2 separate regions of the Homo sapiens genome follow, and region 1 is linked to region 2. Evidence: chromatin loops called from intact Hi-C (ENCODE). Cell type or tissue: HCT116. All regions are shown on one strand. Each heading gives the region's core, and the rest is flanking DNA. Links, peaks and the distances in the headings are about the cores only. Region 1 has its middle 27 kb from the start of TMC1. Region 2 overlaps TMC1 (transmembrane channel like 1).

What was found. Peaks named below come from ENCODE experiments on the same cell type or tissue, not always from the same donor. Only the 100,000 strongest peaks of a DNase experiment are listed, where the experiment ranks them.
Region 1: it touches region 2 in a loop (3-fold over the local background); 3 of 110 quality-filtered maps call a loop at or near these places.

The regions. Positions count from the first base shown.
Region 1 is chr9:72,489,071-72,501,083 of GRCh38, reverse strand. No RefSeq gene overlaps it. Among named protein-coding and RNA genes, the nearest start is that of TMC1, 27 kb to the left of the region's middle. In HCT116, for the core only: no CTCF peak of the experiment used is centred there; no DNase peak of the experiment used is centred there.
Region 2 is chr9:72,552,585-72,564,597 of GRCh38, reverse strand. The region is part of intron 1 of TMC1 (transmembrane channel like 1); the gene reads right to left. It overlaps LOC101927191 (a long non-coding RNA gene), which reads left to right. Exons shown (of 5, transcript XR_242619.5): 5 at 6,773-6,976. Among named protein-coding and RNA genes, the nearest start is that of TMC1, 37 kb to the right of the region's middle. RefSeq lists an enhancer at 6,077-7,276. In HCT116, for the core only: no CTCF peak of the experiment used is centred there; a DNase peak (open chromatin) is centred at 6,877; H3K27ac peaks cover 1,978 bases.

The sequences.
Region 1 (12,013 bases), core at 2,338-10,337, 64 kb after region 2:
GGGTTTCACCATGTTGGCCAGGCTGGTCTTGAACTCCTGACCTCAAGCAATCCACCCACCTCGGCTGGGATTACAGGTGTGAGCCACCGCGCCAGTCCCATTTTTACTATTCTTAATACACTTCTACTACTACCTAACTACCCTATTGCTATTATCCTGTAACACTACTACTACCATACCACACTGCTACTACCTCACTACATCTTTATTACTGTTTTACCAGACTTCCACTGCTACCTTACTACATTACTACCTTAAGATACTACAGCCATAGCTACAGTGCTACCTACTGTAACCACCGTATTATGCAAAATGTGTATTAGTTTTCCAGGGCTGCCGCAACAAAATATCACAGATTGGGTGGCTTAAACAACAGAAGTTTATTTTCTCACAGTTCTGGAAGCTGCCTGAGATCAAGGTATAAGCAGGTTTGGTTTCTTCTCCCATCTCCTTGGCTTGATGATGGTTGTCTTCTCACTGTGTCCTCACTTGGTCAGGATCCTCCAGAGAAATAGAGCCAATAGGATGAGCATATATACAGAAAGAGATTTATTTAAAGGAATTGGCTCATGCAGTTGTGGAGGCTTGGCAAGTCCAAAATCTAATGGTGAAGGCCAGCAGCCTGGAGACTCAGGAAAGAGTTGCATTTCTAGTCCAAAGGCAGTCTGCTGATGAACCAAGAAGAGTTAATGTTGCAGTTGAAATCCAAAGGCAGTTGGCTGGCAGAATTTCTTCTTGCTTGGGAAAAGTCAGCTTTTTGTTCCTTTTATTTTTATTTTTATTTTTTTGAGACCAAGTCTCGCTCTGTCACCCAGGCTAGAGTGCAGTCACAATCTGAGCTCACTGCAACCTTCACCTCCCGGGTTCATGCCAGTATCCTGCCTCCACCTCCCAAGTAGCTGGGATTACAGGCATGTGCCACCACACAGGGCTAACCTTTGTATTTTTAGTAGAGATGGGGTTTCACCGTGTTGGCCAGGATGGTCTCGAACTCCCGACCTCAGGTGATCCACCTGCCTCAGCCTCCCAAAGTGCTGGGATTACAGGCATGAGCCACTGTGCCCGGCCAGCATTTTGTTCTATTCAGGCCTTCAACTGATTGAATGAGGCCCACCCATGTTATGGAGGGTAATCTGCTTAACTCAAAATTCACCCATTTGAATGTAAATCTCATCTAAAAATATTCTCACAGAAAAACCCAGATGAATATTTCACCAAATATCTGGGCATCATGGCTCAGCCAAATTGACTGATAAAATTAGCCATCACACATGGTCTTTCCTCTGTACACCTGCATCCTGGTGTCTCTCTGTGTGTCCACATTTTCTTTTTTTCTTTTTTTTTGAGATGGAGTTTCGCTCTTTCACACAGGCTGGAGTGCAGTGGCTCAATCTCAGCTCACTGCAACCTCTGCCTTCCGTTTTCAAGAGAGTCTCCTGCCTCAGCCTCCTGAGTTGCTGGGATTACAGGTGCCCGCCACCATGCCCATTTAATTTTTGTATTTTTAGTAGAGACGGGGTTTCACCATGTTGGCCAGACTGGTCTCAAACTCCTGACCTTGTGATCTGCTGGCCTCAGCCTCCCAAAGTGCTGGGACTACAGGCGTGAGCCACCGCACCTGGCCAAATTTTCTCTTTTTATAAGGAAACCAGTCAGATTGGATTAGAGCCCACTCTAACGGCCTCATTTTAACTTAGTCACCCTTAAAGGCCTTTTCTCCAAATACAATCACATACTGAGGCATTAGGGCTACAACATATGAATTTTGGGAGGAAATAATGGAACCCATAACACTGACTTCTACTACACTCTACTAGCACTACTTTCTCACTACTACCATTGCACTGTACTACCGTTACTACTACTACTCATCATCTTTCTATTACTAATACTTCCATAAAGTTCCTTCAAGTTGCAATTTCCTGTGTTTCTACAAAATAGATTGTATACAGTTGGCACCATAAAGCTCGGAGTTTCTTTTTTTATTTCTTTTATTATTTTTAAAATATTTATTTATTTATTTATTTTTGTTAAGACAGAGTTTCGTTCTTCTTGCCTAGGCTGGAGTGCAATGGCGTGAACTTGGCTCACTGCCACCTCTGCCTCTCAGGTTCAAGCAATTCTCCTGCCTCAGACTCCCGAGTAGCTGGGATTACAGGCACCCACCACCACATCTAGCTAATTTTTTGTATTTTTAGTAGAGACGGGGTTTCACCATGTTGGTCAGGCTGGTCTCCAACTCCTGACCTCAGGTGAACCACCTACCTCAGCCTCCCAAAGTGCTGGGATTACAGGCGTGAGCCACCTCGCCTGTCCAAAGCTCGGAGTTTCTACCAAGATTGAATGCAGGTTCAGCCAGAGAGTTAGTTCATGGAACACAATTTAGATCACCATTGGACAATATTTCAGGATACAGGAATTTTGGTCAAGGAGGAAATGCCCAACTATAAAGAACTTAGGCCAGGAGGATGGAAAAACTAAGACAACCTACCTAAGAGGAGTTTCAATCTGTAAATGGTTACCAATAAGTGACTTTTCTTGGCCATAGAGCTCAAACATTCTGGAACAAAAGACTCAGCGGCAGTTTTGGTTAGATGTCACGAGGGGTTCATCACTTGAGTGGCTGGTCTGGTTTTCCTCAATAGTAAGAACCTAAGGAATGTTTACCTTTTATTCCTCTTCCAAGCATTAATTATATACTTTTATTTATCAATTTTATGGTAATCCCCAGACAATAATTGAGAAATATTGCCAATGAAGGACTAAGTGGTGAATGAGTGGAAAATACTCTACACATACATACACATTTATACTCATAGGGATTAACAGGCCAGCAAATGATGGCTTTTCTCAGTTTCTTTTTATATTCCATGCAAGTTAAAGTGTACAAAGACAATGAAATTCCCAAAGATGGTGGCGGAGTCATTCTTAAATTTGTGGTTCTCACTGTGCCTTTTTCAGTGCCTTTTACATCATCTTTGTTCAGGAAATATTTGCTGAGTTTAGTAAAGGGCAGATTCCCCAAATTCTGACGATACTAGCTGCACTGCTGCTCTGTTTCTCATTCAAATATATGTATCAAGTTCAGCTACCCTGCCAGCCATCGAACAAAACAAACTCACAACGTGTATGTACCTGAAGACTGAGAGTCTGTAACACGGTGTAAGCAGTTCAAGTAAATCTGACAGTCATTTATTCAGCCTACACTATGTGTAAAGCGCTGCAGGGCTGCTCATCCATTAAGGCAGACAGAGTGTGTACATAAATATCCATAATTCAAGGCAATTTTCTCTATTAATAGAGAAATAAATAATGTACTGGGATGTGGAACATGGCAGAGACAAGGCAGGAAACTGAAACTAGTGCCAGATTGTGGAGCAGTTTGAAGGCTGGGCACCACCCTAATCGCCACTGATAAATCCTTCTGTCGCCATTCGTAAAGGTTGGAAAAATATGGAGACACAAAGCCTGAACGGCCTCATTACCCTAATGGGCACAGCATGGAGTAGCTTGATAGAACTGACACCACTTCCAGGAATAACACCATGTTCGTGATAAAATGCCCAACCTTACTCTCTCCAGAACATTCAGTTATGAACAGTTATACACCAATTACTTTGTATTTTAATCAAAATATAATTGAAACAAGCCAGATTTAAAACTCTTTGATGCCACAGGCAACAAGATAAAAATTATGAAAGTTGAAATAGTTACATAATCCCCCTAAGGCCACCATTCTGTAATTCCAAGGCCAACTCACTTCTCCCTTTCATCTCTTAGACTGACACAAAAAGAGGGGGAAAAAATCAAATGAAAAGAGTTAAAGTGACTCACAAAGAGCTGTGAGAGAGAGAGGAGGAAAGAGAGAAAGTAGAAGCCACACAGGCTTAGGGGAGGGAGGGTTTGGGAGGTGAGTGGATTGGTATGAAGTAGGGGACAGTTGTGCATAAGAAAGTATGGAAGTTGGGCACAGTGGCTCACGACTGTAATCCCAGCACTTTGGGAGGCCGAGGCAGGCGGATCACCTAAGGTCAGGAATTCAAGACCAGCCTGGCCAATATGGTGAAACCCCATCTGTACTAAAAGTACAAAAATTAGCTGGGCATGGTGGCGGGTGCCTGTAGTCCCAGCTACATGGGAGACTGAAGCAGGAGAATCACTTGAACCCGGGAGGCAGAGGTTGCAGTGAGCCAAGATCGTGCCACTGCACTCCAGCCTGAGTGACAGGGCGAGACCCAAAAAAAAAAGAGTGTGGAAGTATTGGGGAAAGGGGAGAAAAGGACATGATGGTTATGATTTGGATCCCTGCTAACGTCCTTTGAGAGATACAAGTAAAGAACAGATTTCTCTTTTAATTTAGGGGAAGAAATGAGATTGGCTATTTCACTGTGCTTCTTGAATGCCAAACTGAAACCTTTGGGACCCCAATTTATTAGGGTTGCAATGAAATCTAAAATATTTTGGTTGATGTGAAATGCAATTAATTTATGCTGGGCATTTCCTAACTATGCAATTAAATTCTGATTTAACCCAGAAAACTATTTTCTTAACCTAGTGATACAATTTCAAGACAATGGATATGAAAATGAAACATTAAGGGGTTTTAATTAGGACAAGGGCTGTGGTTGTTGTCTAACTACCTATTATTTTTCCCAGAAGCAAGCTACTTGAAATATCTAGGTCAGAAATTAAAACCTCTCAGTACCAACTGAATTGTAAATGCAAGCAGTTAATGAAAGCTTCATTCCTTTACAATCTATGGACTGCATTAGCCAGTTAATGTTGATCTTTTAGAGTGCCATTTAAAAATTTTATAGCGAAAAGATATGTGTATGCATGTGTCTATTCATACCAAATAAGTGACTTAAGCTGTCATATGTATCAAATTAATTTAAACATTTAATAACCACAATGTCACTAAAAAACCTGGCTTGCAATTTGTTTATTGTTAATATCTGATATCAGAATTTCTTGGAATCTTGAAGCTATAGCTCAAATAATTTAATCACACACACACACACACACACACACACACACACACACACACAATTATGGCTCAGTGTTCCAGAAAATGTGTACCTTCTCACCTAGTACCAAGTAGAAAATTAAAACTTTCCAAATTAGCTGGGCATGGTGGTGCATGCCTGTAGTCCCAACCACTCAGGAGACTGAGGCAGGAGAATCACTTGAACCCGGGAGGCGGAGGTTGCAGTGAGCCAAGATCGGGCCGCTGCACTACAGCCTAGCAACAGAGCCAGACTTCGTCTCAAAAAAAAACAAAAACAAAAAAACTTCCCTTCCCCCAAAGCAAGCTAAAAGATTAAACACAGGTTGTTAATACTTACAGGTACTAAATATTTGCATCCAGACCCAAGATAGCTCTAAAATAAGCAACTGGTTAAGTGGAAGTATCACACTATCTGCAATAGTAAATACAAGTCCAGAGCCACTGACATCCATAAGATCAATGTGGGAAGGGGAATCTAAAACAGAGGGACAATGGCTCCTAAAAGAAAAAAACCCTGTGTGTAAATTGCTTATCATCATGGCTTATAACATACTAATAGTCATTAGCATGACAACCAGGTAGCAGTTGCTCACTAAGAACGTACCTTCAGATTTATATGCACTTAATGGATATACATATATGGTAAACGTAAGACTGTGGTGTAAAGTCCTTTGCAGGTTTGCTTAAAGGAAGAATTTTATTTTTCAGTTGTATAAAAGCTAAACATAGTTCTAAACACAAGTTCTCTCTATTCTCTGAGGGTTGTGAAATGCACACAGCTCTCTTCTTTTGATAAATATCAATGAAAGTGAAAGAGGTTGAACAGCAATCCCTGATCTTCCTTCCTTATCTCCAGTATATTTCAGTCCCAAGCCACATCCCAAGAAAAGAGAAAGTAGGGGTGGAATGAGGAGAAAAAAAATAGGTCCAGAATCACTCTAGGGCAAAGGTTGATCCTGGCAACACACAGATATATTATTTGGCCCACCTATGTTTTCAGATGGAGAAAATTTACATTTAAATATATCCAGATTTCTGGCCAGATGCAGTGGCTCGCGCCTGTAATCCCAGCACTTTGGGAGGCCGAGGCGGGTGGATCACCTTAGGTCAGGAGTTCGAGACCAGCCTGGCCAACATGGCAATACCCTGTCTCTACTAAAAATACAAAAATTAGCTGGGCGTGGTAGCGGGTGCCTGTAATCCTAGCTACTCGGGAGGCAGAGGCAGGAGAATCGCTTGAACCTGGGAGGTGGAGGTTGCAGTGAGCTGAGACTGTGCTATTGTACTCCAGCCTGGGTGACAGAACAAGACTCTGTCTCAAATAAATAAATAAATAAATAAAAATAACAGAATATCTAAATTCCTTTGCTCACTTCAGCTAGAGTTGAGTACCTCTTGCTACCCATAAATAGGACAGCTGTTCTCTAGTTCACCACAATCTTGAGTTGATCCACTTTAGTCATGTCTGTTACCTGCCAGACCCTATAGGCATGCAGGTTTACCACTCAGGTAATCTCATAAATTACTATATCGCATAAAAGCCTCAGATAAAACTATCTGGAACTTCATGTATTTACAAAAGATGCCTTAAATTCCACAGTTTTCTTTCAGGTATTTTCTGGGGTGGATTGCAAGACATGGAAATTTTTCTTATTTATATTTTTCTCTCTCATAGTTCATACAGCACCTGTCACATAAAAGGCACTCAATAAATGTTGATTGTTACAAACTAAAGGGAGAATGGACCATAATAACACTCACAGAGCTAATCTGCTTTGGACATCTTTGATTTACTCAGAGCCAAATCCATGGATCCAGGATTAGCCTTAAATTGAAAAGGGCCTGGAATGTAAGGGGATTACAGAGGTTGTGTTGCTGTGAAGGTCAAAAGTCAGACCAGTTCTCTGGGAGCAAATTTGTCTACAGTGAAGAAAGGACTTGCCTCAGCATTAGGAGTCCTGGATGCATTGATTACATAAATAAATTCTATTTATTGTCTACTATGTGCTAAGGGCTATGGATAGAAATATGAACATAACAAGGTCCTTTAAGGAGTTCAGAAATCAAATACATAGTTTCCATGAAAGCCATGTGAATGCATGTCATTTGACCTTTTCAAACTCACTAGCAAAAAAAAGGGGGTGGCAAATCTGTTTGTTGGGGCTTACTTCATGATACAGTAAGAAACAACTGAAACAATGGGATTGTAAACCTTGTGAACCGTAAAACATTGGCAACAAGATGGTAGAACTGGATTCTTCCTGCTTTTGTTTCTTAGGATGCTAATATTGCAGTCAAAAAAGTAAGCATGAGACACAACCTGCCCCAAATACAAAGAAAATGTTGCAGTTTTATAGAAAAATGACCTCTGAGAACCTTTTGCATGCCAGTTGGGTTCCTCAAGCAGACAAATGATTTTTTTTTTTAAATCAGGGTTAAGAGGAGAGAGGTGCCGGCATGCTCAAGGTCGCCAACCCCCACCTGTCCATCTCTCCCATATTTTTCTCACCTCAAGCTTAGAGAGGTGAGCATAATTCCAAATATGTTTCCTATAGTTGGGAGTAACACAAGACCGTTGCCTGACTCCCACCAGAGGCATTTAAGGTAGAGAGTGGATGGTCCACCTGGGGAAATCTGGAAGTAAGAGATGGCCTGAGCAGTCACTTTCGTGGTAGATCTAAGGGGAAGCTACTGTATTGGGACTACATTGCTCACTCCAAATTTGCCTGCACAAGAGATACGGGATGTTTCCTGTTGACTAGAGTAAGCTACCTGAGAGAGAGATTGGCCTCTGTTACTCCTGTGTCCTATCAATTCGGGCCACATGGAGGTGTGAGGTGACCTCAGTAGAAAGAGGCTGGGTTCCAGCCAGACTCAGTAGCTCATGCCTGCAGTCCCAGCACTTTAGGAGGCTGAGGTGGGCAGATCACGAGGTCAGGAGTTCGAGACCAGCCTGACCAACCTGGTGAAACCCCGTCTCTACTAAAAACACAAAAATTAGTTGGGTGTGGTGGCTCGCACCTATAATCCCAGCTACTCAGGAGGCTGAGGCAGGAAAATTGCTTGAACCCAGGAGGTGGAGGTTGCAGTGAGCCTAGATCATGCCACTGCACTCCAGCCTGGGTGACAGAGTGAGACTCCATCAAAAAGAAAAAAGGAAGGAAGGAAGGAAGGAGGGAGGGAGGGAGGGAGGAAGGAAAGGAAGGTAGGGAGGGAGGAAGGAAGGAAGGAAGGAAAGAAAGAAAAGAAAGAAAAAGAAAGAAAAGAAAGAAAGAAGGAAAGAAAGAAAGAAAGAAAGAAAGAAAGAAAGAAAGAAAGAAAGAAAGAAAGAAAGAAAGAAAGAGAAAGGGAAAGAAAGAAAGAAGGAAGGAAAGAAAGAAGCCGGGTGCGATGGCTCACGCCTGTAATCCTAGCACTTTGGGAGGCCGAGGCGGGTGGATCACGAGGTCAGAAGATCGAGACCATCCTGCCTAACACGGTGAAACCCCGTCTCTACTAAAAATACAAAAAATTAGCCTGGCGTGATAGCGGGCGCCTGTAGTCCCAGCTACTCGGGAGGCTGAGACAGGAGAATGGAGTGATCCCAGGAGGCGGAGCTTGCAGTGAGCCGAGATCGCGCCACTGCACTCCAGCCTGGGTGACAGAGCGAGACTCCGTCTCAAAAAAAACAAACAAAAAAAAAAAAAGAAAGAAAGAAAAGAAACGAAAGAAGGAAGGAAGGAGAGACAGAAAGCAAAGAAGGAGGGGAGGGGAAGGGAGGGGAGGGAAGGGGAGGGGAGGGAACGGAAGGGAAGGGAAGGGAAGGGAAAAATTTTCCCTGGAGGTAAAAATGAACTACGGGAGAGAGAAGTCCAGCAAGGGAAGAGCCCCTGAAACTGCCACATAGGAGAGAGTCCATTTTTCTTCCATGTCTTTGCAGCCAGGATCTCTAAGGGGGACTGTCTTTAACCATCTGCCAGGTCAGAGAGCCAAAGTTACCTCACCAAGTGACAATGGTTCTATCCCTTTATTTCTCCTCTCCCAACCCTGCTTTTGAGCCTAGGAAAGTGGTGAGCAGGAAGCGAGAAGGAGGAAGAAGAGACAAACTCACCTCTTCTTCTACTGCAGGCTTCAGACTAAAACAGGACATAGCTAGGCGGGGAGAATTGATATCAAGTTGTATTTGGAGTTCTGACCTTGCATGGAGCTGGACAGTGTTAAGACTGAATTAGGTCTGTGTCTGTGACTTAAAATGATTGTAGGACTGCTTTTTACCTGACTAAACAGAAAAGACATGAGAATAGCCCAGATATTCACCCAAGGTCAGGTGAATATTACCTTCCCAACCCCAACTAATACAAAATTAAGGGAGGGTAGAAAGCATACACAAAGATGCATTTGATCAAAATCCACACATCGTGCACCATATTTGCACCATATAAACAAGAGTTATTCTGGTATGAAGTAGTGTTATTTTCTCTTCCTGAAAAGTAGCTTTCATAGCGAACTATTGCTAAAGTTGCCATAATCGTCTTTTTCAACTTTCTTATTTTTAAGATGAAATATAGGTAAAGCCTACTGATAGAATGATAATGTTTATGGATCATGGTGAAGGTCCTGAAGTTGAAGTGAAATCATTTTTGAAGAATTATAAGTAATGAGAGAGATCTAACATGACTGACTCCATCTTGCTTCTAGACTGACTCCATCTTATTTGTAACCTCACAGACTAATCTTTTTTTTTTTTTTTTTGCTTATTCTAGCACTGAAGCCAAGATAAATTTAGTTTATTAAACTTAAACTTAGAGACATAGGAAACTGAACATCTCCTTGTTCACAGATTGAAGCTGCATTTGTAAGACAAGTTTAGAATTATGGGAAGAACTTGAACTTTGCTAAAGAATAGGCATAAACAATGACCTGCCATTGCTTAGCTTGCTTTTCTATTAGTTGCTTACCACTCCAGAGTCACGTAATCAGGGGTTGTAAGATTTATAATTTCCCCAACTACTCCTATAGATAACATCAATATTGTGAAACCTACAGAACTGGTCTTTGAGATCTTTTCCAAATTTAGCATTTTGGTAGACCAAGTGATGCCATCTGGTCCTCAGACCCCCTCTTGGGAACTAACTCAACTACACAAAGGCAGTTTTAAACACCCCCGTGATTTCTTCCCCAGATAATCAATTGTTTCAGTTTCCCAGCCCCTGCTTACCAAAGTACCCTTTAAAAAAAAACCCTAGCCTTGGCTGGGCATGGTGGCTCATGCCTGTAATCCCAACACTTTGGGAGGCCAAGGTGGGTGGATCACTTGAGGTCTGGAGTTCAAGACCAGCCTGGCCAACATGTTGAAACCCTGTCTCTACTCAAAAAAATTAAAAAATTAGCCAATGGTGGCAGGTGCCTGTAATCCCAGCTACATGGGAGGCTCAGGCAGGAGAATCACTTGAACCCAGGAAGCAGAGGTTGCAGTGAGCCAAGATCACACCACTGTACTGCAGCCTAGGCAATAGAGCTAGACTCTGAAAAGAAAAAAACTAGCTTTTTAATTCTCAGGGAAGCAGATTTGAGAAATACCTCCTGTCCTTCCACTTGGCTGGCCCTGCAAATTAAACTCTCTTTGCTGCAATACCTGCCGTTCTTAGTGCATTGGTATTTCTGGGAAGCAGGCAAAAAGAACCTGTCAGGCTGTGACATATGTCAGCTGAAGAGGAGCCTTGAAAACACTTTCATTAGGAAGTTTTGTACCTCCCTAGTAATATTAATTCAGCTGCTCCCCTTGAAATTTTAGGGCTTCTTTCACATTTTGGAAACAAGAGTGGTCGCCCTATCATGCCTCATGCCTCAGTGGTCAAGTTTCTGTGATCTGTCAGTCAAGAGGAATCCTTAGAAGCACCAACTGGCCCTACTTGGCAATGAAATTGAGTGTAGATAGGATAATTATGCTATGCACCTGTGCCTCTCTGCTATCCTAATAAAATCTCAGAAATAATGTCCCCATTTTCCCCACACTACCTTACTCAAGAAATTTCTCACTACCTTACTCAAGAAATTTAAAACTCATATAAGGAAAATGTAAAAGAAAAAGATCTGTGCTTCAAACAAGAATTACTCTCAAGATTCTGCCATTTGGATTATTCCTCATAAATTTCTAATCTGCCCAGCCTGTGATTCATATAGTAGCTGAAATTGAAATCTGTGAAAGAAATTAGGATTACTCCCTTACTTCAGCCTTGAAAAAAATATAGCCTAAAGGAGTTTTGGATGTAGATTTTGTATAGAAAACAGGCATTTAAAAAAAAAAAAAAAAAAGGCCAAGCGCAGTGGCTCACGCCTGTAATCACAGCACTTTGGGAGGCCGAGGCAGGCAGATCAGGAGGTCAGGAGTTCGAGACCAGCCTGACTAACATGGTGAAACCCTATCTCTACTAAAAATACAAAAGTTAGCCACGCGTGGTGGCGTGCGCTTGTAAACCCAGATACATGGGAGGCTGAGGCAGGAGAATCGCTTGAACCCAGAAGGTGGAGGTTGCAGTGAGCTGAGACTGCACCACCGCATTCCAGCCTGGGTGACAGAGTGAGACTGTCTCAAAAACAACAACAACAAAACAAAACTGAGGATTATAAAAGTGGAAAAGGAGAAGGAAATATCCTCCTTCTCTCCAAAGGTGCATTTCTACACTTACAACTCTGATTCCTTTGTTTCTACCTTTCCATTTCCATGCTCCCATACTTCTTTGTAGAACAGCCTAAATGTTGCGGAAAGCACCTTTCTTAGCTTCTGCTGTGTTACCTTGAAGCCACAGTGCTTACCTTTTAGACAGTTATTGCCGCCTTCTTCACCGTGGCTAATTGTCAGGGACAGAGATGTTTAAAAAACAATCACTTTAGTATCATGAAGATCACTGCTAATTAAATTCAACCAGAGTATTTACTGTTTGTTGTCTATTCTTTATCATGCATTTTCTAAGATCTTCTTATCCCTGAGTGAATTATACCAAAAGGCAGCAGATTGTCTGAGCC
Region 2 (12,013 bases), core at 2,350-10,349:
TATTATCTGTTTTGAAAGGGTAATCTGTCAGGCACATCAAACATTAAAAGCAGTGGGAACATTCTGAGGTTTATAGTGTGTATATTTTTCTCACCAATTAAATCTTCACTCCTCAGTTATCAGACAAAAGGGAGAAAAGCTGTTCCCCTCCTCCCCTAAAAAGAGAAAAGCTTTTAAAACACTTGGCAGAATCTACTATTCAAAGTGGAAAAATAAAAGTTTCAAGTAATATTAGATGAATAAGGCAAAAGAACACATGTGTTCAGGATAAAGTTTGTTTGCTCTCAGGATAAAATATTGCTGCTTCATGATTCTAAGCTATTATCATTAGAGCCAGATTGTAGCCAATTTTATCAACATAATTTGATGTTTTCCCTAGGTTACCATAATTAGAAAAATATAGGGGAAGTTTTAAGCAGAACCCACAAAATAACAACAAAAAATGGCATTGGTAAAAATATAATTTGTCTAGATGGCAAAGTAAAGGATTGGTGTGTAAAACTCTTGAAGTTTCTTCTTTCCCCACAAGTGATATGTGTGATTAAAGATATCATCAAGACAGTGATATGATCGCCTAGGAAACAATTCAAGAGTGCCATATGTCCAGGCTGGAATCTCAAACTCAATACATTCCAATAGGAATCCTATATCTCCTCCCCTCCCCCAATTTATACTTTTTTTTTTTTTTTTTTTTTTTTGAGCCAGAGTTTTGCTCCTGTTGTCCAGGCTGGAATGCAATAACTTGATCTCGTTCACTGCAGCCTCCACCTTCGAGGTTCAAGCGATTCTCCTGCCTCAGCCTCCCGAATAGCTGGGATTACAGGCACCCGCCACCATGCCCAGCTAATTTTTTTTATTTTTAGTAGAGATGGGGTTTCACCATGTTGGCCAGGCTGGTCTCGAGCTCCTGGCCTCAGGTGATCCACCCATCTCAGCCTCCCAAAATGGTTGGATTACAGGCATGAGCCACTGCGCCCAGTCAATTTATTCTTGCTACCATTTATTCTTCATCTTAGCAAAAGTGCCATCAGTCATCAAAGATATCAACTCCTTCTTTCCCCTTATCTTCTGCCTTCCTCCCCTCCCAAATGGTCTCTTAAGTCCTCTACAAAAATCCTAGAAATGCCTCTGGCATCCATGGTCACTGTGTTCATTCTGGCTTTCATTGTCTCTTGCATTATTGGCAGTTGAGTTTAATGAATTGGCCCCTTGGAGTCTGCTCTTATCAATCTCCAACCCATGCTTCTTATGAAGCCAAATTACCATAGTGAAATGTAAAGCTGATGATGGTTGAACAATTTCTGGGGCTCCCTATTGCCTAAATATGGCAAAATTTTTCATCTGGTCTGGAAGACCTTTCTCAATCTGATCTCAATCTACTTCCTAATCTTCCTGCATCTCCATCCACCACCAAAACCACACAACTCAAACTTTGGCCACCCCCAGAGTACTTGCTATTCTCCCCTCAAAAACATTATTCTTTTTGTACCTCCACACCTTTGCTCATGCTGTACTCTATGTTTGTAAATCTTATATTTGAATTGGCTAACTAGTAACTTTCTTCTTAATCTGAAAGACAGTTCAAATGCCACATCTCTGTCCAATTTTCTTTATTTTTTATTTTATTTTATTTGAGACGGAGTCTTGTTCTGTTACCCAGTGATCTCATCTCACTGCAACCTCCACCACCTGAGTTCAAGCAATTCTCCTGCCTCAGCCTCCCAAGTAGCTGGGGTTACAGGCGTCTGCCGCCACACCCAGCTAATTTAAATTTTCTTTAATAATCCCCAACTTAGTTAGATCTTCCTCTGTATTTTCATACTATAGCTAATTAACTGTTATTATACCAATTATACCATTTCGCTATGATTTTTCTTACTTGGAAACTCCTTTCTAAATTTTTAAAAAAAATTTAATTGACAAATAATAATTGTATATATGTATGGGATAACTAGGGAACTCTGAGAGATGAGGTTATATCTTCCTTGTATCCCCAGTTTCCAATACAATGTCTGACACAATAGGGATTCAAATGCTTGTGAATCAAACTAAATTGTCTTACTTTCTCCTAGTGATAATAAACATGAATTATTTTCATGTATAATCTTTTCACTTAGACTTCCAGCCATCAGAAAAACAGATTAGTTCTCAAACAATATAACATAGCACAAAGGTGTACTGCTAAATATGTAAAAATGTAAATTACATAAATTACATGAGAGCACTGTTTTCATATCTGTCAAGCAGGAGGTTGAACAGATCATATAACTGAGCATAGGATGTTTTACGTACAAAGGAACTTGAAAAGAATGAGATAATGTAAAGCCAGTGACCCTCAAAAAAATTGTGTTTTTTAAATCAGAACCTGCAAGACCCTTGACTTAGAGCATATATTTATGAGTATATTAGTCAGGGCAGGAAGTATTCCTACTTACTGAGTTAATATTACAGGCAACCAAGTGGACAGAATGGTAACTACGTATGTTTAAAGCACTGTGAGATGTTATTAGACAGTAGTAAAGATCATGTTGTAATTACTGTTGACTTGTTTGGGCCCTTGTGTTAAAATTTTAATTTTTTTTTTTTTTTAGAGATAGGATCTTGTTCTGTTGCCCAGGCTAGAGTGCAGTGGCAGGATCATAGCTGACTGTATCTTCAAACTCCTGAGCTCAAGCGATCCTCCCGCCTCAGCTTCCCAAGTAGTGCGGATTACAGGCTTGAGCCACTGCACCCCGCTCCGGTTTGGGGCCTAGAAGAAGAAACATCTCCAACTCTGTGACCCAAATTTTCAGTATTCAAACGTGTGCCTAAAATGTAGAGAAGCAGTTGAGGCAGAATTGTGGAATAGAAATAGAACAGCCTGGATTTAAATCCCAGTTCTGAACTCACTACCTCTGCTGACCTTTGGCAAGAGACCTTACCCTTGAGGATCCTCAGACCAACTTGCTCTAAGATGGGACAGAATCTACTTCACAAGGCTGTGAGACTTAAGCTGAAAACAGTGCCTGGCTTGGAGCAAGCCCTTACTAAATGGTGTCTACTGTTGTTTGTGGACATTGTTAATGTATTTATTACTATGGCTTATAGTGAGACCAAAGCGCCAACTTTGGTCAGCCTTCCACATCACTGCTATAAACTTCTAAAATTAACAGTTTAACTTGCATAGTTTTGGTTCCTACACTTCTGTGAACATCCACTATATGGATCAGAGAAGAATAATAGAAATCTAAATGAAGCTGAGTTATTTTCTCTCTCTCTTTTTTTTTTTTTTTTTTTTTTTGAGACGGAGTCTCGCTCTGCCGCCCAGGCTGGAGTGCAGTGGCACGATCTCGGCTCACTGCAAGCTGTGCCTCCCGGGTTCACGCCATTCTGCCTCACCCTCCAGAGTAGCTGGGACTACAGGTGCCCACCACCACGCCCGGCTAATTTTTTGCATTTTTAGTAGAGATGGGGTTTCACCGTGTTAGCCAGGATGGTCTCAATCTCCTGATCTCCTGACCTCATGATCTGCCCACCTCAGCCTCCCAAAGTGCTGGGATTACAGGCATGGGCCACCGCGCCCGGCCTTTTCTCTCTTTAATTGTCCAAAAACATACTCCTGCTCTTGCCATTGTGTTGTATAGAATGGGAAATAGTCACATGCTGGGAAAATAAAATCTAAGTATCTCTAGCTAATAGGTACCCCTACAGAAATCTGATGTCATCAGAAAAATAAAATAATTATAATGAAGTTTGCTTGGGTGGTAAAATGAAGTTTAGTTGAGGAAATGTGAAACTTGCAAAACCTGATTAAGCAGACAGATAGAGAAAATGAGGCCGGGCGCGGTGGCTCATGCCTGTAATCCCAGCACTTTGGGAGGCGGAGGCGGGCGGATCAAGAGACCATCCTGGCTAACACGGTAAAACCCCGTCTCTACTAAAAATACAAAAAGTTAGCCAGGCATGGTGGCATGCACCTGTAGTCCCAGCTATTTAGGAGGCTGAGGCAGGGGAATTACTTGAACCCGGGAGGCAGAGGTTGCAGTGAGCTGAGATCGCGTCATTGCACTCCAGTCTGGGTGACAGAAAGAGACTTGGCCTCAAAAAAAAGAAAAAGAAAAGGAAAATGACAACAACTCCATCACAGACACATACAAATTGAGAGTAAATTATGGCAAAGTTCAGGTGGATGAGGCAAATTCAGGACATATAAAGATACAGGAGGGGATTAACCTGTATCTGATCAAAATTAGATAAGGTGATAGCCAGAGGTGTTTATACTGTACATGCATGTGGAATTTCGTGGTACATCCAGACATTGCTTCAGCAATCAGATACCTGTGTAATCTGGCTCTTGGGAAGTAAATAACAATAGCTACAACTCATGACATAATTGTTTTTATCTAATCATCAGAGATTGACAGTTGCACAAGGCAGGTTTTAACACTTCCCTGTTGGGGATATTGGGATAATGAGTGTTTTCAACAATGTTCTGAGCTGCTGAAAGCTACAAGCAAACATAGGGGTGATATGTCATGGTTATCAGACGCAACTATTATTCATTTTCCTTGTAATCAAGGAGATATCAGGCCCAGAGGCTCCTTCTAACATACCTATTTAAGAATGAGTTGATATTTCTCAGCCAAATGAAAGCTTTCAATTGTTCCAAAATAACAGTTTCCTCCTAAATACATTGAGGTCTGGTTGTGCACCAAGTGTCAGTGACTTTCTACTTGCTAAATCCATCTGAACACTTCTTAATATCCAAAGCATTGGACATGGTTGTTGACCTTCTTTCTTTAGCCATTTTTTTGTCATCATTTCTGTGTTTCTATTCAGATGGCACGATCATGGTGAGTGGTTTGTCTCCATTTTCGAAAATTTAACCACTCTTTTTTTTGTGACCACCATGATACCACGTTTTTCTGGATTTTATTACTTGCTTTGCAGATTCTTTCTCTACACATCCGATAAGTTTGTTCCTTTTCTAGGCCCTGCTCTTTTCTTTCTGAATTCTCTCTTCCTGAGCAGTGCCATTTATTACTCCATTGCTACAGCTCCGATGAGAAACACTGAGTGCTGTAGGAACTCAGAATATGACCTGGTCGTTACAGAAGGTATCAGGAAATAGGTGACACTAGAGTTTGTTTCCTAAAGATTATGGGCATCGGTGGGGGCCTACAAAGTTTCTGGTATGAGTTATTTTTGTGAAAAATTCTATCTCTTGCCAGGCACAGTGGCTCACGCCTGTAATCCCAGCACTTTGGGAAGCCAAGGCGGGTGGATCATGAGGTCAGGAGTCTGAGACCAACCTGGCCAACATGGTGAAAACCCATCTGTACTAAAAATACAAAAAATTAGTGAGGCCTGGTGGAGCACTCCTGTAATCCCAGCTACTCAGGAGGCTGAGGCAGGAGAATCACTTGAACCCAGGAGGCGGAGGTTGCAGTGAGCCAAGATTGCGCCATTGCACTCCAGCCTGGGCGACGAAGCAAGACTCCATCTCAAAAAAAAAAAAAAGAAAAATCTTCCAGGCTCATTTCTTACCTCAAAATGTGTTCATTTGAGTTCAATATGGTATCAGAGAAGTTGTATGACTTCATTTGTCCTTCAATCTTTCAAACAATTCTTATAAGGCAGAATAGGCTCTTCTATTTGGAAAGAAAAGTATGTTTTTAATTGCATTTCTTATAACAAAAAAAAATGGTTGAAAAAGGGAATTACACAACTTTTTGAAAATAAAAATTTTAACTGTATAAGCACAATTTTCCAGAGTAGTACCAGAAAAGTTGGCTTGGGAGGGGTATGAATTGTGATAGATTCCTCAAAGGATACAGGGGTTGCTGCATCCGACTCTGCAATTTTATTGTACATTTTTATATTTGTAAAGTGCTTTAAAATAACTCCTGACAAGCATGTAAAAGCATGTAAACCAGATAACCATTATCATCCCGATTTTTCAAAAGATGAAATAGAAACAGAGATCAGTGAAGGTGTCTGCCCTCTTCAAGTAGAAAATGGCAAGTGGTAACAGATTAGAAATCACTGAGCCTGAAATTCTATTATGCTGCATGAGCTGAAGTCCAGATCTACCCCTTGGATGAGTGCTTCTCAGCACTTCCCAAATTTGAACAAGGCAGTGCACAATTGTGAGAGTTCATCCAGATAATTCAGGTCAGAATTTCCCTGTGACCCTGGAATCTCAAAAACAATGTAATTGAAATTATTTAACAAACTCATTACTCTATGCTTAGCTACTGAGCTGGGCCACCAAGATGCTAGTGTCCCATGGGAAAGGGAAGAGATTTAACTCACATTTGGTTGGGCTGAGGTAAAGTAAGGAGAGTGATTGGGAATTTTGTTTATGTAAAAGTGTTGCATTTTAATTTAATTTTTAATAGATTTTCCCATGTCTTCATTTATGGAGACAGAAAGAGAGAGAGAGAGAGAAAGAGAGAAAGAGAGAGAGAGAGAGAAATGTTCACCAAATACACAGGCAAATTAGAAATATTTCCTATGTCTTCAATTTGGACAATTATCTTCACTGAAGAAGCATTTTTATTTTATTCCTGGCTGCCCTTACAGTGCCAGGGAAGCCTCTTTCTGTGAATATACTCTGATATCTCACTTATTAAAATAATTGACTCCCAGGAACAATTTCTCATGGTCTGAAGCCTTCCACACTGACCCAGCTGTGGAGGCCACAGAATAAAAGACATCCACTTGGGCTCCAGGTATTGCTCAATGACAATACAAATCAATGAGAAACTAAACAGCTGTTTTTCCTCTTTAGCCTCCCTCACACCAAAACACCGGAAGACTTGAGTGAGCAGATCAATGCCACAGGCAAATGACTCAGTGAAAATCTTGAATGTTTGCTAAGATCTCCTGCAGCATCCCAGGTCAAAGAGGCTGACTCAGAGGGCCCTACTCCCACTGCTGTCCCTGACACACATTGGAGAGGCCTTGAGACATGCTGCCTCTGAAGTCGGTATCATGTGACTCACAACCTAGATCTGGGGGACATGGCTTTAGTGGTGGTGGTGTTTGCCTTTCAGTTCTTAAGAATTTTTTTTTAACAGTTGTTGTCATTTCTTTGTTTAATGATTGTAAAATAAGTGCTCAATATTAAACATTTGGAAAGAACAGAAAGTTTTTTAGAACAGTAGAGAAACAATTATCATAATCCCATCCAGAAGTAATCACTGTAAACATTTGAGTCATTTCTGTTTTTTTGTTTGTTTGTTTTTTTGAGAGTCTCACTCTGTCACCCAGGCTGGAGTGCAGTGGCATGATCTTAGCTCACTGCAATCTTTGCCCCCCGGGTTCAAGCGATTCTCCTGCCTTGGCCTTCTGAATAGCTGGGATTACAGGTGTGGGCCACCACGCCCGGCTATTGTTTGTATTTTTAGTAGAGAAGAGGTTTCACCATGTTGGCCAGGCTGGTCTCAAGCTACTGGCCTCAGGTGATCCACTCGCCTCAGCCTCCCAAAGTGCTGGGATGATAGGCATGAGCCAAGCCACCTGTCCTGTCATTTCTTTTAGACCAGCGTTTCTCAACCTCAAAAAACAATTGACATTTTGGACTGTTTAATGCTGTCAGGGGCTGTCCTGTGCACTGCAGGATGTTCAGCAGCATCCCTGGCCTCTACGTATTAGATGCCAATAGCACTTCACTCCCCAACCCCAGATGTGACAACCAAAAATGTCCCCAGCCATTGTCAAATGTCCCCTTGGAGGTGAAATTGCCCTGCTCAAGAACCAATTTTTTTGTTTGTTTGTTTGTTTGTTTGTTTCCAAGACAGAGTCTCGCTCTATCTCCCAGGCTAGAGTGCAGTGGCGGGATCTGGCTCACTGCAACCTCCGCCTCCCAGGTTCAAGTGATTCTCCTGCTTCGGCCTCCCGAGTAGCTGGGATTACAGGCACGCACCACCATACCTGGCTAATTTTTTTTGTATTTTCAGTAGAAATGGGGTTTCACGATGTTGGCCATGCTGGTTTCAAACTCCTGATCTCAAGTGATCCACCCGTCTCGGCCTCCCAAAGTGCTGGGATTACAGGCATGAGCCACTATGTCCGTCTGAGAACCAATGTTTTAGAGAGTATGCTTTTGGCAAGCAGGAGTGTCTACTTTAGATTTATGTGTGGAAATTTGTGAGACGTTCCTAAGGAGTAAAAGTTGAAGCTTTAATTTCACAAGTAAGCCAGGCACAGTGACTCACGCCTGTAATCCCAGCACTTTGGGCAGCCGAGGAAGGTGGATCACCTGAGGTCAGGAGTTCAAGACCAGCCTGGCCAACACGGTGAAACCCCATCTCTACTAAAAATACAAAAATTATCTGGGTGTGATGGCAGGTTCCTGTAATCCCAGCTACTCAGGAGGCTGAGGCAGGAGAATCCCTTGAACCCAGAAGGCGAAGGTTGCAGTGAGCTGAGATCGCACCATTGTACTCCAGTCTGGCTAACCAAAGCGAAACTCCGTCTCAAAAAAAAAAAAAAATTCACGGGTGAAAAGGCTAACAGAAAGGTGTTTTGCAGAAGGTCACCAAGTGGATTAGGGATTAGGCCTGCCTAGCTTCTGATTTACTGATATTTCCACTCTTCTCTGTGCAACTTTTTTTTTTTTTTTTTTTTTTTTTTTTTTTGCCTTAGTCATAGATTGGTTTTCCTGGGTAACATCATTTAAGAGTTAAGTCCAGGCCAGGTGCAGTGGCTCATGCCTCTAATCCCAGCACTTTGGGTGGTCAAGGTGGGTGGATCACAAGGTCAGGAGTTTGAGACCAGCCTGGGGAATATGGTGAAACCCCATCTCTACTAAAAATACAAAAAAATTAGCCAGGCGTGGCAGCACATGCCTGTAATCCCAGCTACTCGGGAGGCTGAGGCAGGAGAATTGCTTGAATCTGGGAGGCAGAGGTTGCAGTGAGCCAAGATTGCGCCACTGCACTCCAGCATGGGTGACAGAGCAAGACTCCGTCTCAAAAAAAAAGAGTTAAGTCCAGAGGCAAAAGGACCCAAGGAAGCAGTTACTAACATATTCCACTTATTCGCATGGGATTTCTCCTACCATCCACATCATCTGGGTGTGGTGAAAACAAATGAGATAATATCACAAAGAAATCTGTGAGTATGGGCCGGGCGCAGTATCTCACGCCTGTAATCCCAGCACTTTGGGAGGCCAAGGAGGGAGGGTCACGAGGTCAAGAGATCAAGACCATCCTGGCTAACACAGTGAAATCCCATCTCTACTAAAATACACAAAATTATTAGCTAGGCACGGTGGTAGTCCCATCTACTTGGGAGGCTGAGGCAGGAGAATCACTTGAACCCGGGAGATGGAGGTTGCTGTGAGCGGAGAACGTGCAATTGCACTCCAGCCTGGGTGACAAGAGCAAAACTCTGTCTCAAAAAAAAAAAAAAAAAAACAGAATCAAAACTCAGAATTCAGGTCAGGTGCTTTGGCTGTAACTCCAGCACTTTGGGAGGCCGAGGCGGGTGGATCACTTGAGGTCAGAAATTTGATACTACCCTGTCCAACATGGTGAAACCCCTTCTCTACTGAAAATACAAAAGTTAGCCAGGCATGGTGGCACATGCCTGTAATCCCAGCTACTCAGAAGACTGAGGCAGGAGAATCACTTGAACCTGGGCAGCAGAGATTGCAGTGAGCTGAGATTGTGCCATCGCACTTTGGCCTGGGCAGCAGAGTGAGACTCCATCTCAAAAAATAATAATAATAATAATTTCAGAATTCAAAAATATTTAGGAATAAAGGAGCTGAGTAAATTTCAGGAATTTTCTACATTCTTTACTCTCTGGAGACTTTAACTGTCTTTATAGAATATGGAATGTTAGAAAGTAAGAAAGCCCCTTATAAATCACACGATCCAACCCCCTTATTTTACAGATGAGAAAGTGGCATCCACAAAGTCAGATACCAAAGTCCTTTAAGCTTGTGAATGAATGGTTGAAACCAGCTTCCCTGACTTTCACTGCTGAAACTATTCTGTCATGTCCCATTGCTTCTCAGTGCACTGTTACTCTATTACTCTCCTCTAAAATACAAAGGTCAAGCTAGAAACCAGGAAGAGAGAGTAAAATGCTAAGATCAAGATATCACCAAGAAAAAAACACATAGTTTTGCCCTGGTATTTCCAGCGTTCTGTCTTTTGACGAGAAATAACCACTCCTGTTAAAAGTATGCAAATATGTAACTGGAAAGAATTCAGGTCCACATGGTCAACATTTTAAAACCTTGGCTAACTTGGACCTTAGCCCTCTGGAATGCTCAGTAAGCTGGAACAACGCTGGATCTAGAAGTAGCCTGGGGCAAAAATTTAAGGAAAAAATGTTTAACTTGAAAAGTATTTCAGTGGGAAAGAATTGCCCTTAATTATTCAGCAATAAACGATCACAGCTAAGAAAAGCTAAAGACCAAACAGAAGACAACACCCAATAGAATAAATCCGTCAGTGCTTCTGACTGGGGAAAAAAAAGGCACTAATGCTTATAAAAATACCAAGATTTTGAAGAATATGAAGTCAAGAGTGTGTATGCTATCAATCATGAAGAAATATTGTTAGATGCTTTGTGCTCTGTTTGAGAAAGTGGAGCAATTGTGAGTGAATTTATTAAAGGATTTTCATTGGTATAAGTTAAAAGGAATAGTCAGGCATAAAATTCAGCTGGTTTGAAAACTGAATGTGTTTTCAGATATAATAGTCGTAGGGAGACGCCAGTACTTAGGCAGTTTCAAGAAAAATGCCTGGAAAGGATAAATTGAGAAAGGATGAATTGAGATGGCTCCATATAGAACTGGTGGCATGATCTCTAATCATTATGTGTCTAGGACCCCAGAAATCCAATTACTTTTAAGACAAAATTCTAAATGATGATAGCCATAGTAGTTTTTATACATTGATTTGTCCACTTCTCACCTGTTAATACAGAAGAGATAAATTTAAAATAAGCCTTTAAAATGTCCAAGCTAGGAGAAAAAAAAATCAGCAAAAGTACAGGCAAACTCTGATAAAATATGAGCATACTACTACAGTATAATTCTGCTTTCTCTTCTGTGTCATGCTTTGCTTTATTCCTTTTTGGTTCTTCCAAAATCTAGCAGTAGAGAAGAGTAGAACAGCTACAACTGGGTTACCTCACAAATAATTCAGTCTCTTTTTAAATAGAGTAAAAGTTAAGGAGATATTTAACTTTACATTCAGTTTTCTTCATCTGGAGATGGTTAAAATGGCAAATAATAATAATAATAACAACATGGAAACTGATATGTGAATATACTTTGTATCTTTGATCTTTATACTTACATTTAAAAATATACAGAATTGGAGCCAGGCTTGGTGACTCACGCCTATAATCCCAGCACTTTGTGAAGCAGAGGCCGGTGGATCACCTGAGGTTGGGAGTTCGAGACCAGCCTGACCAACATGGAGAAACCCCGTCTCTACTAAAAATACAAAATTAGCCCAGCATGGTGGCACATGCCTGTAATCCCAGCTACTCAGGAGGCTGAGGTAGGAGAATCACTTGAACCTGGGAGGCAGAGGTTGCTGTGACCCGAGATCATGCCGTTGCACTCCAGCCTGGGCAACAAGAGGGAAACTCCATCTCAAAAAAAAAATTATATATATAATTGAATGCTACACAGCACATTCTTCGTAATTCTGAGAATCGTGTGTATATATGTATATTTAATATGGACATTTAAAAATAAATATCATATATAGAAAGAAGATAAAGAGCATTGAAATCTTTGAACTTGATCCCTCTTTTAATATGATAAATAGATCAGCCATTAAATCCGAACAGAAACAATCACAATATGCAAACATCTAGTTATTATTATACCTTGGGACAAACAACACAAGTGGTCAGCTGGTTGGTTTCACAAATAGCAAGTAATCCCAGGTAACTATCATCTCCTTGCCTCTGAAGTACTCTCTGGTTCTTTAATTAAAATTTTAGCTAATCCTAATCTGATTAATGCAAACACTGCTTTTCCAAGTATCTTGTGATC